Regions from separate parts of the Homo sapiens genome. Here region 1 is linked to region 2. The links are chromatin loops, found by intact Hi-C in ENCODE. Cell type or tissue: PC-3. All regions are shown on one strand. Links, peaks and the distances in the headings refer to the core of each region. The heading gives the core; the rest is flanking DNA.

What was found. A loop is a pair of places that touch in the nucleus more often than their neighbours do. Peaks named below come from ENCODE experiments on the same cell type or tissue, not always from the same donor. Only the 100,000 strongest peaks of a DNase experiment are listed, where the experiment ranks them.
Region 1: a loop joins it to region 2, with 4 times the contacts of the local background. A loop is called at or near these places in 7 of 110 quality-filtered maps.

Annotation. Positions count from the first base shown.
Region 1 is chr6:18,310,834-18,313,754 of GRCh38, reverse strand. No RefSeq gene overlaps it. Among named protein-coding and RNA genes, the nearest start is that of DEK, 48 kb to the right of the region's middle. RefSeq lists a silencer at 117-290. In PC-3, for the core only: no CTCF peak of the experiment used is centred there; no DNase peak of the experiment used is centred there.
Region 2 is chr6:18,147,145-18,150,065 of GRCh38, reverse strand. It overlaps TPMT (thiopurine S-methyltransferase), which reads left to right. Exons shown (of 9, transcript NM_000367.5): 2 at 895-1,078; 3 at 2,151-2,243. The coding sequence starts at 939. Among named protein-coding and RNA genes, the nearest start is that of TPMT, 6.5 kb to the left of the region's middle. RefSeq lists an enhancer at 2,147-2,921. In PC-3, for the core only: no CTCF peak of the experiment used is centred there; a DNase peak (open chromatin) is centred at 1,625; H3K4me3 peaks cover 617 bases; H3K27ac peaks cover 2,185 bases.

The sequences.
Region 1 (2,921 bases), core at 227-2,726, 160 kb before region 2:
TGCTTGAACCCGGGAGGCAGAGGTTTCAGTGAGCCCAGATCACACCACTGCAGTCACTCCAGCATGGGCAATAAGAGCGAAACTCCATCTCAAAAAGAAAAGTAAAGCCCTGCGCAGTGGCTCACGCCTGTAATCCCAGCACTTGGGGAGGCCAAGGCGGGCAGATCATGAGGTCAGGAGTTCGAGACTAGCCTGGCCAACATGGTGAAACCCTGTCTCTACTAAAAATACAAAAATTAGCCAGGCATGGTGGCACATGCCTGTAATCCTAGCTACGTGGGAGGCTGAGGCAGAAGAATTGCTTGAACCCAGGAGGCAGAGATTGCAGTGAGTTGAGATTGCGCCACTGCACTCCAGCCTGGGTGACAGAGTGAGACTCTGTCTGAAAAGAAAAAGGAAAAGAAAAGGAAAAGGAAAAGGAAAGAAAAAGAAAAAATAAAATAAAATGATGAACAGGATTTAAAACTCTTCAATAAATACAGTGAATAATAAAACACACATTAGTTTCAAATTTGAGCTGTATGGAAGGGGGATGAGTGTGATAAAGGGGGGAAAAGCAATGATACATATGTGTTAACTGAAGCAAAAGCTACAAAAGATCAAGTATATCGTCTGGGTGCAGTGGTTCACGCCTGTAATCCCAGCACTTTGGGAGGCCGAGACAGGTGGATCATGAGGTCAGGAGTTCAAGACCAGCCTGACCAATATGGTGAAACCCCATCTTTACTAAAAATGCAAAAATTAGCCGTGCATGGTGGTGCATGTCTGTAATCCCAGCTACTCAGGAGGCTGAGGCAGGAGAATCGCTTGAACCCAGGAGGCAGAGGTTGCAGTGAGTTGACGTCCCGCCACTACATTCCAGCCTGGGCAACAGAGCGAGACTCCGCCTCAAAAAAAAAAAAAGTACAATAATTATAGACTGTGGTTGTGGCTGTTTAAGAAACAAAGGGCTTAGACAATGGGAAGAGAGTACTACATGTAGCATGGTCAGAGAAAGCTTGTCTAAAGAAATAGTTAAGCTAAACTCCCCAAGAATCACAGTGAATCCTATAAAGAACCACAGAGAAACAGCCCTACTGCAGGTATACCTTGGTGACTTCAAGCTGCTCAGTGTTGCTGGAATTCAGGAAGAGGTGGAATGGAAACAGAGGGTTGGAGGTGGTTGGAGAGATAGGCAAGTGCCAAATCCCTTGGGGACCTGAAAGCCAATGATAAGGAATTTGCATAATCTCAATACAAGGAAAGCCATGAAAAGATTTTAAGCAGGGGAGAGAAGTCATGGGATTTACACTTTAACTTGATCACTCTCACTGCCCAGTGGATTCAAGAGAGAGAAAAGGTTAGAAGGTAGTCTTTGTCTTCACTGTCATTGTCATTCACTCCCTCCTCCTGCCACTTTCACCCCTGCATTGCTGACCACCAAAATCCCTGCAGCATTATATGCTACCCACAGGACAACATTGCACCTCCGCAAACGCCTAATAATCCCTGTTCATTCAGCTCCCAAATTCCTGCAACCTTTTACCCCAAAGCCATGAACCCATCCCAACCTTCTTACTAGGCATCCTGCCACACAGACCTCTTGTTCTATAGCTCGCATCAGCCTCTTCTGGGAGGATAACCCCAGTTCCTCCACTATGACCATCTCTTTTATCCCTCTACTGACCTCCTAGTTCAAACTCATGCCACCTTCTGTGTTCTTGGAACTAGATGTCATAGTGTTTTCTTTGCAAACAATTTGAATTCATGACACTATAAAATGCCTCATGTTGAAAGGAAATTTAGAGATATTCTGGTTTAACCTGGAGGTTTTTATGACAAAGAAACAGGCCTGGTATGGTTAGAAGATTTTTCTGAGGTCTCTGAGGTTAGGGAGTAGCAAAGCAGTACTAAACTCTGGGCCTCTGACTTCCTAGTTGCTGTTCCTTGCATGATTTTAAAGCAATTTTTAAAAACACTGCGGAGTGAGGGTGCTTCATGTTTTCTTTCTTTTCTTTTTTTTTTTTTTTTTTTTGAGACAGAGTCTCACTCTGTCCCCCAGGCTGGAGTGCAGTGGCACGATCTCGGCTCCCTGCAAGCTCCGCCTCTCGGGTTCACGCCATTCTCCTGCCTCAGCCTCCCGAATGGCTGGGACTACAGGTACCCGCCACCACACCCGGCTAATTTTTTGTATTTTTAGCAGAGACGAGGTTTCACTGTGTTAGCCAGGATGGTCTTGATCTCCTGACCTTGTGATCCATCCACCTCGGCCTCCCAAAGTGCTGGGATTACAGGTGTGAGCCACCGTGCCCGGCCGGCTTCATGTTTTATAAAACACTTCAACACATGCCATCTCGTAGAATCATGGCAGCCCCCAAGTAATAGATATAAATTGAAGCTGAGAAAGATAAAGTGCTGAGAGAGCTGCTAAGCCAGGACTTAGACTCAGGTCTTGTGGCTCCAAGTCCTGCAGAAACTACAAAAACTTTCCTATTGTCAGAAGAAGTTAGTCCTGGGCATCAAAATTAGAGGTTTCCTATTTCCACTCATTATTATTGGTTAATGATGCCTTTGTGTATATTAGTTTTACATTCCTCTGAAGATCAGATTTTTTTACAGCCCTATCAAGCTCTATTTGCCCATGTAATTATTGCTATTTTTCCTTTTTATTTTTTTAACTGACACATAATTGTACAGATTTGTGGGGTGTACAGTGATTTTTGATTATAAATTCAATTGATTGATTGAATTTATATAAATTGATTGATTATAAATTATCAATTTATAATTTTATAATGATCAATTCAGGGTAATTAGTATATTCACCTCAAACATTTATCATTTTTTTGTGTTGGAAATATTCAAAATCCTCTCTTCTAGCTGTTTTATTTTTATTTTATTTATTTATTTATTTTACTTTTTTTGAGATGGAGTCTCACTCT
Region 2 (2,921 bases), core at 150-2,649:
TAGGGACTGAGCCCCCAACATATAGAATCTGACACTATCTCCAGGTAGGTAATGTCAGAATTAAATCAGAAGATACCCAACTGGTGTCCAATATTTGGTGTGCTGGGGGAAGAACCCCCACATTTGGTCACAGAAATCTTGTGTGTTGATGATTGGGGTGTGAGAGCAGAGGAAACACTAATATTAAGATAGAATTCAGTTTATTTAATGATCTCTTGTAATGTGTATTAAGGGGTATTATTCTACCACCAGACGCACTGAAAGTAATTTTTTGTTATCACTTCTTATTGGATGTTGAAATGGCAAGGTGCAGTGACTCACACTTGTAATCCCAGTGCTTTGCGAGGCCAAGACAGAAGGATCCCTTGAGCCCAGGCGTTCTTTGTTGTCTGGACAACAAAATGAGAACCATCTCTATTAAAAAATATATATATACAAAAATTAACCAGGTGTGGTGGTGTGTACCTGAAGTCCCAGCTACTTGGGAGGCTGAAATGGGAGGATCGCTTGAGCCCAGGAGGTTGAAGCTTGCAGTAAGCCAGGGTCTCCAGCCTGGGTGACAGAGCAAGACCTTGTCTCTGAAAAAAAAAAAAACAAGGAAAGAAAGATTAGCTGGGCATGATGGTGCACACCTGCAGTCCCAGCTACTTGGGAGGCTGAGGCAGCAGAATTGCTTGAACCTGGGAGGCAGAGGTTGCAGTGAGCCAAGATCACACTACTGTACCCCAGGCTGGGAGACAGAGTGAGACTCCATCTCAAAAATAAAACCAGAAATAAAAAAAGAAAGAAATATTTTTAAAAAGTCATACTGCTAAGAATAATAGGTTTTCATTTAGTTCATCAATAGAATTCCAATGACCTTAAATGACAACATTGCAAATATTTTCCACGTAGGCACGGAAGACATATGCTTGTGAGACAAAGGTGTCTCTGAAACTATGGATGGTACAAGAACTTCACTTGACATTGAAGAGTACTCGGATACTGAGGTACAGAAAAACCAAGTACTAACTCTGGAAGAATGGCAAGACAAGTGGGTGAACGGCAAGACTGCTTTTCATCAGGAACAAGGACATCAGTAAGAAATATTTGGTATACAATAGAGAAATGTTCTATCAAAAAGTGACTTTGAGATAGAAATAATAAAAGTACACATTATTTGACTAACTTTTAGGATGCACATTTAATTCTTCACATTTTTGTGTCTCCCGAGTCACAGTGCATCTGTGGCATGATGTAGTTTAATTGGCAGAGTCTTTTCTTCCCACAGTGTGTAAATAATGGTGTGGCTTACAAATGATGACATCTTAGATTTATAAAATATGTTCTTTGATCCCTACGGCACCTATGTATTGGCCCTGAATATTTATACCTACAACAGGTGCTCAAGCAATGTTTATGCTTACAATTCTTCATACTGAAAATCAGTGGTGTCTGACTTTGCTTTCCAATAGGATGTGTTCAGATGTTAAAGAATTATCTCTATGGTGGGAGAAAAGAAGTTGCGAGAAATTATAAAGTGAGTTAGGATGTTGTGCAATGTAGTAGTAGTCTTCATAGCAGCAATAAATCATGGGACCAGTGCTGAGTAAAGTGGTTGTTAGAGACATTCCTTGTTCTGGGCAGCCACGCCCATCTCCCCAGGAGATGACATCATCATCATCATCATCATCATACCAGAAACACTGGGTTATTTCTGTCATGTGGATGGCCTTAGAAGAGCCACATCTCCACAGAGGGAATTACAAGAAACTACAGGAGTTACACTTCTCAGGTTTACTTCCGAGGCTTGAGTACACGTTTAGAGAACGTACCATGAAATTAATGTTGAAAAATCCATGGCTCCAGAGGCTCCATCACCCCCAAAATAGTACATATTTAGAGAATTAATAAAGAATTTTCAAAACATCCCCAAGAAAAAAAAATTATTTTTAATTACTAATCAGGAAAGCCCTGGGTGTAAGTCAGATTTACCACTGACTGGGTGTGTGTCTGAGCAAGTTACCTGTTTCTTCATATGTAAGCTGGAGATTATAATAATTAATAGTAACTGCTTATTAAGGTTGTTGGGAATATTAAGTGAGATAATGAATGAAAAGTGTTCACCTACCATACAATTGTCCTAAAACCTTTTTTTTTTTCCTCTTCAGGCTATTAAAGAAGCATTTAGATACTTTCCTTAAAGGCAAGAGTGGACTGAGGGTATTTTTTCCTCTTTGCGGAAAAGCGGTTGAGATGAAATGGTATGAGCAGATAAACATTAACAGAATTATCTTGCCTTAATGATGAATTCTTTGGGTGATTTAACAGGATGTGAGTTTTAAAACTCCATTTTCAGGAAATACACAGAAATTCCTTATTTTTCTATTAGTGATGGGTATATAATTGGAAATAATATTCTCAAACAGTAAGAAACAACAGAAACAGGTATGAAGTCTTTCTGGATTGAGTTTTGAAATTAAAAAATCAGTTTGGAGCCAATGGGGGGAGAAAAAACAGCCTTCCCTTTTACATTTCCTGGATCCTTGTATGTGGTTCAGTTTTTGTAGGTGGTTTAGGAATTTAGCTAAGTTAATTTTTAGATATTTGAAATGGTGGTGGACAGAGAAATTCAAAATGAATTACAGCTTTTTGGCAGGACAATGTTCATAGTCCACAGTTCAGCTCAACCTTCCCCTCCCACCAGGGAACACAGGAGTTTCTGTTATCGTGAATCATTGTTATAAAACCAGTGATTAAGAAAGTATTTCTTGTGAGTAATTCTCTACAAAGAGAATTCACTTTAACAAGCCACTTTTACTATGAGTTACCCTAAAGTCACCTCGACATCATTCTCTATACTGAACTCTCTTGTAATGATAATATACAGATACAATCATACCTGCCAAGATATGCATTTATTTATAAGCTTGAATGTTGAG